2 separate regions of the Homo sapiens genome follow, and region 1 is linked to region 2. A link is a loop called in an ENCODE intact Hi-C map of the cell type or tissue named here. Cell type or tissue: B cell. All regions are shown on one strand. Each heading gives the region's core, and the rest is flanking DNA. Links, peaks and the distances in the headings are about the cores only. Region 1 has its middle 10 kb from the start of EIF4A2. Region 2 holds the start of LINC02043 (long intergenic non-protein coding RNA 2043).

Evidence for each region. A loop is a pair of places that touch in the nucleus more often than their neighbours do. Peaks named below come from ENCODE experiments on the same cell type or tissue, not always from the same donor. Only the 100,000 strongest peaks of a DNase experiment are listed, where the experiment ranks them.
Region 1: a loop joins it to region 2, with 7 times the contacts of the local background. A loop is called at or near these places in 13 of 110 quality-filtered maps.

What each region holds. Positions count from the first base shown.
Region 1 is chr3:186,770,575-186,775,943 of GRCh38, reverse strand. It overlaps the pseudogene RNU6-1105P and the pseudogene GPS2P2. Among named protein-coding and RNA genes, the nearest start is that of EIF4A2, 10 kb to the left of the region's middle. RefSeq lists an enhancer at 1-125. In B cell, for the core only: no CTCF peak of the experiment used is centred there; a DNase peak (open chromatin) is centred at 2,983; H3K4me3 peaks cover 1,260 bases; H3K27ac peaks cover 1,825 bases.
Region 2 is chr3:186,825,470-186,830,838 of GRCh38, reverse strand. LINC02043 (long intergenic non-protein coding RNA 2043) reads left to right here and starts at 5,318. Exons shown (of 4, transcript NR_125409.1): 1 at 5,318-5,369. It also overlaps the pseudogene MCF2L2P1. RefSeq lists a silencer at 3,246-3,485. In B cell, for the core only: no CTCF peak of the experiment used is centred there; DNase peaks (open chromatin) are centred at 3,268, 4,198 and 4,708; H3K4me3 peaks cover 1,653 bases; H3K27ac peaks cover 386 bases; H3K27me3 peaks cover 4,343 bases.

The DNA.
Region 1 (5,369 bases), core at 304-5,303, 55 kb after region 2:
AAAATAGAAAATAACAATTGTTGGTGTGGATGTGGAAAACCAAAATCCTTGTACATTGCTAGTAGAAATGTAAAATGGTGTAGCCACTGTGAACAGTATGGCAGTTACTCCAAAAATTAAAGAATTATCATATGATCCACCAATTCCACTTCTGAGTATATACCTAAAATAATTGATAGCAGGGATGCAAACAGATTATTTGTACACCAGTGTTCATAGCAGCATTATTCACAATAGCCAAAAGGTGACAGCAACCCAAGCATCCATTGACGGATCAGTAGATAAAACAAGTGTGGCTGGGCGTGGTGGTTCACGCCTGTAATTCCAGCACTCTGGGAGGCTGAGACATGAAGATCAGTTGAGTTCAGAAGTTTGAGACCAGCCTGGGCAATATAGGGAGACCCCATCTCTACAAAAAAATCAAGTAATTAGCCAGGTGTGGTGGCATGTGCTTGTGGTCCCAGCTACTCGGGGAAGGCTGAGGCAGGAGGCTTGCTTGAGCCTGGGAGATGAAGGCAGCAGTAAGCCATGATCACGCCACTGCACTCCAGCCCGGGGGCAACAGAACAAGACCCTGTCTCCAAAAAACAAACAACACAAAAAATCAAATTGTGCTTTATACATCAATGGAATATTATTCAGCCTTAAAAAGGAATGAAATTCCGATCCATGCTACAGTACGAATGCACCTTTGAAGACATTATGCTAAGTGAAATAAACCAGACACAGAAGGACACGTAGTATATGAGTCCACTTATATGAGCATAGAAACAGAAAGTAGGAGGGTTATCAGGGCCTGGGGGAGGGGAGAATGAGGAGTTACTGTTTAATGTGAACAGAGTTCCAATTTGGGGAAAAAGGTTTGCAGATGAATAGCCGTCATGGTTGTATCACATCATGAATATGCACAATGCTACTGAAGTATACGCTTAAAAATGGTTAAAATGGTACTTTTTATGTTATTCCTATTTTACCAAAATAAAAATATATTCCTAGCCAGATAATCTAGTTAGAATGAAGTTAATCCATTAGAATGTTTTGTTTTCCCACCTAATTGTAGTTGTTAGTCTACTGATTTAAAAAACAGGCCAGATACGGTGGCTCATGCCTGTAATCCCAACACTTTGGGAGGCCGAGGCGGGTGGATCACTTGAGGTCAGGAGCTTGAGACCAGCCTGGCCAACATGGTGAAACCCCATCTCCACTAAAAATACAAAAATTATCCGGGTGTGGTGTCACGCGCCTATAATCCCAGCTACTCAGGAGGCTGAGGCAGGAGAATCACTTGAACCCAGGAGGCGGAGGTTGCAGTGAGTTGAGGTCGCGCCATTGCACTCCAGACTAGGCAACAGAGCGAGACTCCGTCTCAAAAAAAAACAAAAAAAAGAAAGAAAGAAAGAAAGAAAAATACAGAGAGGAAAAAAAGATCTTGAGTCACATAACAATACAGAAGTTTCCAGATTTCAATAGAAAATCACTTAAGCCGGCCAGGCGCGGTGGCTCACGCCTGTAATCCCAGCACTTTGGGAGGCCGAGGCGGGCGGATCACAAGGTCAGGAGATCGAGACCATCCTGGCTAACACGGTGAAACCCCGTCTCTACTAAAAATACAAAAAATTAGCCAGTGCATGGCGGCGGGCACCTGTAGTCCCAGCTGCTGGGGAGGCTGAGGCAGGAGAATGACGTGAGCCTGGGAGGCGGAGCTTGCAGTGAGCCCGGATTGCGCCACTGCACTCCAGCCTGAGGGACAGGGCGAGACTCCGTCTCAAAAAAAAAAAAAAAAAAAATCACTTAAGCCAAAAATCGTGACCGGGCGCGGTGGCTCACACCTGTAATCCCAGCCCTTTGGGAAACCAAAGTGGGAGGATCACCTGAGGTCAGGAGTTCAAGACCAGCCTAGCCAACATGGTGAAACCCCATCTCCACAAAAATAGCAAAAAAATTAGCCGGGCATGATGGCAGGTGCCTGTAATCCCAGCTACTCGGGAGGCTGAGGTGGGAGAATCGCTTGAACACGGGAGGTGGAGGTTCCAGTGAGCAGAGATTGTGCCATTGCACTCCAGCCTGGGTGACAAAGGGAGACTCCGTCTCAAAAAAAAAAAAAAAAAATCATGAAGATCTCAAACTGAATGAAAAAGACAATGGATGCCAACTCTGAGATGATAGGAATGTTGGAATTATTATACTGGTCAAGGTTGTAAAGCAGCCATGACGAAAATGCTTTGGTGACCAATTATGAGCATGCTTGAGACAAATGAAAAAATAAAAAGGAAAAATTGATAAATTGGACTTATCCTTAAAACCCGTTGCTCTCTTCTTCCTTCCTCCTCCTTCTCCATCTTGTCCTTTTCCTTCTCCTTCTCCCAATGGCAAGTAGATTATATTGGCCTTGGGCTGGGACACTCGGGGGGAACCCACACCCATGGTGTGTGTGTGGGGGCAGGACGAAATTGAAGCTATCTGATGGTCACTTGCAGCATGACAGGTTCTGGCTGTGTTGGATGACGAGTTGCTGAGGGCCTGGTTGGTTGGTAGCTGCAAAACCTAGACGTTCCTGCTGGCTGCATCTTCGCGGGGAGCTGGGATTAGGCAAGGAGTCTAGGGCCTGGATGCAGAACCTGGGCATGCATGGGGGTCAGGGAGGATGGACCAGGGAAACCTGTGTGCTGGTTAGCATGGTCTATCTGCGGTTTCAAAGACAGAGCAGCACCAGAAGAGGAACCCTGTCTGGGTGTGCTGAAAGTGGCCCAGCAGAACATAAGGTTGTGGCTGGGACATGAATGCACCCCAGGGAGCACTGAACTGCTCTGAGCTGCCGACTAGGGCCATAGGCTAGCTATGTGGGCCCATATTGAGGTAGGGGCTGAGCAGTCCCAGCGGCACCGCCCAGGCTGCCTGCTCTGGGGTCCCTGCAAAAGCCGCCGCTGAGCCCACGGACTTCCGGGTCGTAAGCACGTGGGGCCTGAACATCTGCTTGGCTGGGTCAGCTGCTATGACAATGCCCGGGCGATCGTGCCCTCCAGCGCTGCCTGCATGCCGAGGAGGAAGCGAGTCCCCACGTGAATAATCGGGCTCCGCCGGCTCACAGCGGATGTCAGAAGGTCAGGTCGCTCTGCTCCTTTCGCCTCCGTTTTTCTTCCTCATGGAAACTTTCTTCAGCTGCAGAAAAAGCTGGTCCTTTTCTTTCTGCCTGGCCCACAGCTTCTCCTGCAAAGTCAAAATTTGTTCCTTCGGTCTCCTCTGGTGACATTCTCTCTTCCATCTCCTTTCTCTTCCTTCGTCTGCTCTTCCTCCATCTTCTCGCCATCACCTTATCCGCCGCCTCCTCTTCCCTCTCGCCCCGCAGCCTGCGCTCCCGCCGGGGGCGCTCCGGACACACTGTCTGCGCGACCCCCCACGGGACCCGGCCCCCAGGCCAGCTCTGCCCGCCGCCCACAAGGGCTGGGGGCACCCGCCGCCAGCCCAGCTGGCAGCTATGGCTCCTCCGAGCGCACAGGAAAACCTCGGCTTTTGAAAGACCCTGTTAAGATAAGGATGAAAAGATAAGCTATAGAGGAGAAAATATGTGCAAACCACGTATCTGGCAAAGTACTGGTATCTAGAATAGATAAAAACTCGCAAAAAACTCAACAGTAAAAAACAACAGTTTTGGCCAGGCGCGGTGGCTCATGCCTGTAATCCCAGCAGTTTGGGAGGCCGAGGCGGGCAGATTGCCTGAGGCTGGGAGTTCGAGACCAGCCTGGCCAGCATGGTGACATCCCGTCTGTAATAAAAATATAAACATTAGCCGGGCGTCGCGGCAGACTCCTGTAATCCCAGCTACTCGGGAAGCCGAGGCAGGAGAATCTCTTGAACCCGGGAGACGGAGGTTGCAATGAGCCCAGATCAAGCCACTGCACTCCTGCCTGGACAACAGAGCAAGACTCCGTCTCAAAAACAAAAGCAAAAACAAAACAGTCCTAATACAGCATGAACAAAAGATTTGAAAAACATTCTGTGCTCACTTCCACAGCACATGTATTAAAAAAATCGGAACAATACAGAGATTAGCACGGGCCCTGCGCAAAGATGACATGCAAATTCATGAAGTGTTGCATATTTTTAAAACATTAAACAAAATTTAAAAAAGAAAACAAACATTTCACTGAGGAGGATATACAGATGGCAAACAAGCATACAAAAAGATGTTTAACACTATTAGCCATTTGAGAAATGCAAATAAAAACCACAATGAAATATCGTTGTACACCTAATTAGAATGGCTAAAATAACAAAGTGACAACAACAAATTCTGACAAGTATGCAGAGAAACTGGATCTCTCATCCTCTGCTGATGGAAATGTAAAGTGAGGTGTAGCCACCTGGAAAGCAGTAGTAGTTTCTTTTCTTTTCTTTCTTTTTTTTTTTGATACGGAGTCTCGCTCTTTCACCCAGGCTGGAGTGCAGTTTCATGGTCTCGGCTCACTGCAACCTCTGACTCCCAGGCTCAAGAGATTCTCCTGCCTCAGCCTCCCGAGAAGCTGGGATTACAGGAACCCGCCACCATGCCTGACTAATTTTTGTATTTTTATTAGAGACGAGTTTCACCATGTTGGCCAGGCTGGTCTCAAACTCCTGACCTCAGGTGATCCGCCCGCCTTGGCCTCCCAAAGTGCTGGGATTACAGGCGTGAGCCACTACGCCTGGTTGCAGCAATAGTTTCTTAAAAAGCTAAACAGGTAACCACCACCATACCATGTGATCCAGCAATTTCACTCTTGGGCATTTAGCTGAGAGAAATGAAGACTTATGTTCACACAAAGACTCTGATATGAATGTTCAGAGCAGCTTTATTTATAATAGGCAGAAACTGAAAACAATCCAGATGTCTTTCAATGGATGAATGGGTAAACTGTGATATATTCATACTGTGGAATACTACTTGGTAATAAAAAGAAAGGGTCTATTTATTATTACATATCACAACCTGTATGAATCTCCAGATTATTATGCTGAATTTTAAATCAATGCTAAAAAGCTACCCCTTGGCCAGGCGCGGTGGCTCACGCCTGTAATCCCAGCACTTTGGGAGGCCTAGGCAGGTGGATCACTTGAGGTCAAGAGTTCGAGACCAGCCTGGCCAACATGGGGAAAGCCCATTTCTACTAAAAATACAAAAATTAGCTGGGCATGGTGGCGCATGACTGTAATCCCAGCTACTCGGGAGGCTGAGGCAGGAGAATTGCTTGAACCCAGGAGGTGGAGGTTGCAGTGAGCTGAGATCATACCACTGCACTCCAGCCGGGTGATAGAGTGAGACTCTGTCTCAAATAAATGAATAAATAAATAAATAAATAAATAGTTACCTCCTGCATGATATAACATTTTTG
Region 2 (5,369 bases), core at 159-5,158:
CACACACCCCAAGACGGAATGCATAGGTGTGTATTATTAAAAGTGTGAAAATACACCACCGCAGATTGTGTAGGACCATTTTTTTTTTTGGACCTGGTAGACATGTCCATTGCTGTTAGTGCAGCAAAGGGCTCTGTGTGCTTTTAAAAATTCCAGTCTGTTACATTCACAAACCTGGGTTGGATCTACAGCAGGTTCCCCCTTTGGGAAAGGCATCCTCATGACCTTACAATGGTTGCTGAATATAGTTGGAGGCAGTCATGGTTGGTGATGCCCGGAGCCCACTCCTCACCATGCTGGTCTGCAGAACTTATGCAGCCATTCCCACAAGCTGGTCTCCTCTGCTCTGCTCTTCTCCACCTCCTTTTTCAGCTGAAGTCTCCTGTGTTTCACAGCTTGCTGGTATCAACCCTCCTTCATCTCTACATATGTTTAAGAAGCAGGAGTGAAAAGGCGAAGGAAGGAGGGACTCATCTTCAATAGACAAATGAAAATAAGGGTGGGAGAAGGAGAAAGTTGGGAAGGCGCTTAAGATATCCAGAAATGTCAACTGTGTTAGGAGAAACATGGGACTCCTGAGGTTGCTCCCTACTATCTTGCAGACTTGCTGCAGGAACAAATGAGGCAGGATGTGTCAAGCACCAGGGTCAGCCCTTAAGCTTAGTGCCTTTCTGAACCCTGCAACCCTGCAGCCCCCATCAACTCGTCCTACCTGCCATGCACAGCTCCTCCGTGCCCCTGTACCTGAGCTCATGCTATTCCCTCCGCCAGGGTGCCCTTCTCATCCTCCACCAGGAGAAGACACTTGCCTGTAAGACCCAGTTCCAGTGTCACCCCTTCCTGACTGTATCAGGAAGAGTCAGTGATGGTGTTCTGTGCTCCCAGAGAATTTGCCACATCGTGTTGTGATTCTGTTTCCACATCTGTCTCCCCCACTGGACTGAATGCTTCACTCATCTTCATACCTCCCTGGTCTCTACCTGGTGCCAGACCCGTCCTCAGGGAAGGAGAGTGCTCAGGAAATAGGTATTGAATAAAGGGAATGTGTACATACATACATACGTACATACATATGTACATACATATGTAAACTTTCTGATGGTCAAATGGAAAAATGTGGGCTGAAGGATAATACAGGTAGAAGAACCTAAGATTACAGATTATTGATTTGGGAGGAACTTTATTTTATTATGCAAACAGTCTACAACTTCAAAACATGAAAGGCACTGTGTTGTTAGGAAGGGCAGTGGGAGAGGGTGGCCCCACAAAACAGCATAAAGTTCTAAAGAATTTGAAAGAGGAACACTCTGCAGGACACTGTTCCAAGGACCCCTCCCTAAGAGTCTGTCCCTTATTGGGAGGAACTTTATTTTATTGTGCAAACAATTAAAAAAACAGTTTACAACTTCAAAGCAAGAAAGGCACTGTGTTGTTAGGAAGGGCAGTGGGAGAGGGTGGCCCCACAAAACAGCGTAAAGTTCTAAAGAATTTGAAAGAGGAACGCTCTGCAGGATACTGTCCCAAGGACCCCTCCCTAAGAGTCTGTCCCTTATTGGGAGGAACTTTATTTTATTGTGCAAACAATTAAAAAAACAGTTTACAACTTCAAAGCAAGAAAGGCACTGTGTTGTTAGGAAAGGGAGTGGGACAGGGTGGCCCCACAAAACAGCGTAAAATTCTAAAGAATTTGAAAGAGGAACGCTCTGCAGGATACTGTTCCAAGGACCCCTCCCTAAGAGTCTGTTCCTTAGGCTCTGCCCGTTTTTGGCCACTTTGTCAAAGGGCTTCTTTGTGAACAAAGTGAGACATGTTATTTTTGTTTTCTTAAATTCTAAAGTGATCCTCTCAAGTCTCCTGGGAGAGACTCCTGTGAGGTGTTCGTGACCCACTCCATTCCAGAAACAAGACCAGGAGACTGAAGATTCTGCCAGATCCCACATGTAGTGAAAAAATGAAATCACCCCTAACCATTCCAAAACTGACTGAATCCTAACGGAGCTCTACGTAACTCCAAAGCAAGTGTGCTGGGATGGTCCTCAGCTTTTACATCCCCCTGCCCCCCACCCCCACCCCCGCCCCTGCTCTGTGGTGCAGGGTCACGATGGGCTCCTTCCTGTGCTCCTGGGTTCCTGTCAGCGTTCTAGCAACAGGTCTCCACTCTGAGAATGACAGGTGGTGTCAGTAGCAGCAGTTGGTTCCAGCTTGTCATTTTCCCAGCACTCCCATAACCAGCCTGATGATGCCCATTCAGAGACACCAGCACGAGCTGGCCATGTCCCCTCCCGAGTTCTGCATCCAGCTCCCAGACCCCAGGCTCTGAGCAGTGTCTCCTCCGCAAAGAACAACCCCAGCCCTGGGGCCATCTTCAGACTTCTGAGTTTTGATCATTCCAACTTCTTTTTGTTCCCTTAGCTCTTGAGGTAGTAGCTGCTTCTTGCAGTTGAAATCTCCATGATATCTCAATATCATCCTTTTTTTTTTTTTTTTTGCCTTTTTAGTTCTCCAATAGTTGTGTGACAATTCCTTATATTAAATTTTCTGTTAAAATAATTGGTGTGGGGTCTATTTCAGTGATTGGACCCTGACTGACAGCAATGTTAAACCTAAGAAATTCTGAAAGTAAATACACCTTAAAACTAAGTAAGTAAAAATTAAAAACAGAAAAGTTAATTTGCAACTTATGAAAAGAAAACATGACAAGTCTGAAGATAACTAAAAAACTAAACAGATGCAAACCTCTGACGAAAATTCTGAAAATCGGCAGGCCGCAGTGGCTCACACCTGTAATCCCAGCACTTTGGGAGGCCGAGGCGGGCGGATTACCTGAGGTCAGGAGTTCGATACCAGCCTGACCAAGATGGTGAAACCCCCATCTATACTAAAAATACAAAAATCAGCCGGGCGTGGTGCCACATGCCTGTAATCCCAGCTTCTCGGGAGGCTGAGGCAGGAGAATTGCAGGAACCTGTGAGGCGGAGGATGCAGTGAGCAGAGATTGCGCCATCGCACTCCAGCCCGGGTAACTGGAAAACTAATTTTTAAACTAACAAATCCAAACGTAAATCTCTCAGCAGTTACCTTGGAACCACCCCCTCTGAATTAACCTGTCAGGTGCTAAGTGGCTTGCACACCCGGTCCACTGCCAGGCTGGGCAGCCGGCGCTGGCGGGTGGGAGCAGCCCCGAGCCAGCTCCGGCTCCTCCTAGGCTCGGCCGAGCCTTAGGAGGCGTGGCCTCCGCGAGCGTCTGCCTCCGCCCGCCGCGCTCGCGCAGGCGCACTAGGGGTCCCCGTCCCGCGAGGTCCTTCGCCGGGCGGCGGGAGCTAGACGAGCACGCAGGGCACCCCTCGGGCTCCCGGGAGGCGGCCCTGGGCGTCCCCTTTCTGCCGCCGCCGCGGCCCCGGCTGCTTTCTGCGTAGCTGGGCAGGGCCCGGGCCCCCACATCGCCTCTCTCGGGAATGCGGGCGCTCTGGAGCCGGGGAGCCGGGGCGACCGCAGGGAGGGCAGCTCTCCGGGGTGGAGGTCCTCGGGCGCCGCGCCCTCGCCTGGAAACCAGCCGTCGCCCCCGCAGGAGTCAGCCGGCGTGGACGCCCCAGCACGCTCCTTCTTGGTGCTGCCGGTCGCCCTGCAATTCCGAGAAGAAAGTCAGAGACGCCGTGGCCCACAGAGGCGCTTAGTTTTCCTCGCTCACACTCACGTTGCTTCCTCATCGCGTTCTTCTTTTTCTCCCTGGGTGCTTTCTCTCCTCTCCAGGAAAGCGGATTTGGAGGAACAGGTTTCGTGACTGTCATCCAACTGGAAAAGGCCCCGCGAGCTGGAAGGGGGGGCGGGGGGGGGGACGGGTGCACCCTCAGAGTTATTGCTGGAGGCTGTGGCCAGGCCGGGCAATGTGGTGACTTCCGCTGGCAGGCTGAGGCCCACCCCAGCCCTCCCACCTGGGCCACGGGGCTCTCAGCGGGAGCCCCAGTTATGACCGGACACCAGCGCACCGCCAAGGAGACAGCCACGTGGGGACATGCCGGGCTAGCAGGGTCAGAGCCACTTTGAGGACTAGTGACCTCGGTTCCCTGGCTTAACCAGGTCCTTATGGGTGAGAATCCTGAAGAGGGGGAGAGGGATGGAGGCGAGGGACAGTAGGCAGGAGGAGCTGATGAATAGGAAGGAGGAAGAAGATGAAATAAACAAGAAAGAAAGAAATTACGTTCAGAGCGCTGCTCACCTTTTCCATGTCTTCTGCACCTTCATAGCCTTCAAAGGTGTCCATGGAGCTAAACTCCCTGCTGGAGCAGCCTTGGGGAAAGAAAGGAAAGGATGGGGCCTCTCTGGGGTGGGAGGACAGCCCCTCTGCCCATGGCAGGGTGTAGCAGGCAGTGCCTGTTGCAGGCGGGGTCCTCCCCATCTCTAACTCCTGCTCTCCCAGGGCCTGCACTCCGCTGGGCTGTGAAGGGAGTCTGATTTTTTCAGGCTCTTTCCAGCGCTGAAATGCCTTAATTCACTGAGAAGAAGCGTCCACATGCTTTTCATGGCCCTACCTCCCTGTTCGTCCAAGAAAACAGTCGTCTTTTTTGCTTGCCTGTCTTCTAACCATGCCTCCGTCCCTTCTTCCTCCCCTGTCTATTTCCCACCCTCCTCCCCTTCTTGCCTCCTTTTCTTTCCCGTAATTAATGTCCATTTCCCATCTCCCTGGCAGCCTCTGCCAAGTGTCACTGCTCCCCATAAGGGAAAATAAGAGGAACAAGCAAGTGCATCCATCCCTGCCTCTCTCCGCAGTGAACTGATAAACCCATCAGTCTTGCCCGTGGTGCACCTGTTACATCCCCGGGAGGTGTTGGACACTGTGGGGAACAGCAGCCACCGCCAAATACTCAGCAACTGCCCTGTGCCTGGTGGGATGGTAGGCGTTTGTCAAAGTTTAAGCCTCACAACCCTGTAAGGGTCTCAGCCCCCTTTACAGTTGGGGAAACAGACAGCAATGGTCACTTGGCCAAGTCCTCTTGGCCTGTGGCAGGGCAGCTGGCTTCTCCAGCCCTGCTGCTCTTTACCCTCGCTCTGAGTGAGATGCGGTTTCTGCGCCACACGGCTCACAAGCCAGGGTAGGGAGCCGAGCATCTGCATAAAGCTCCCAGCACAGGGCAGCCCCAGACTGAGGCTCGGCTGAGTAATCCACGCGGCGGGAGCCGTGCTAGGAAAGTGTCTGCTCAGGCGAGAATTCAGGGAGGTTTGGGCAGGCCTTGAGGGGCGGACAGGACTGGAGAGGGAGGGCCTTCTGGGCAGAGGCATGGCGGGAGGGCTGTAGGCGGCAGTGGAGGGAGCTGCAGTTATCTGGGTGAGCAGGCAGCGGACAAGTGACGTCTCCCGGCCTGCTGCCCCAG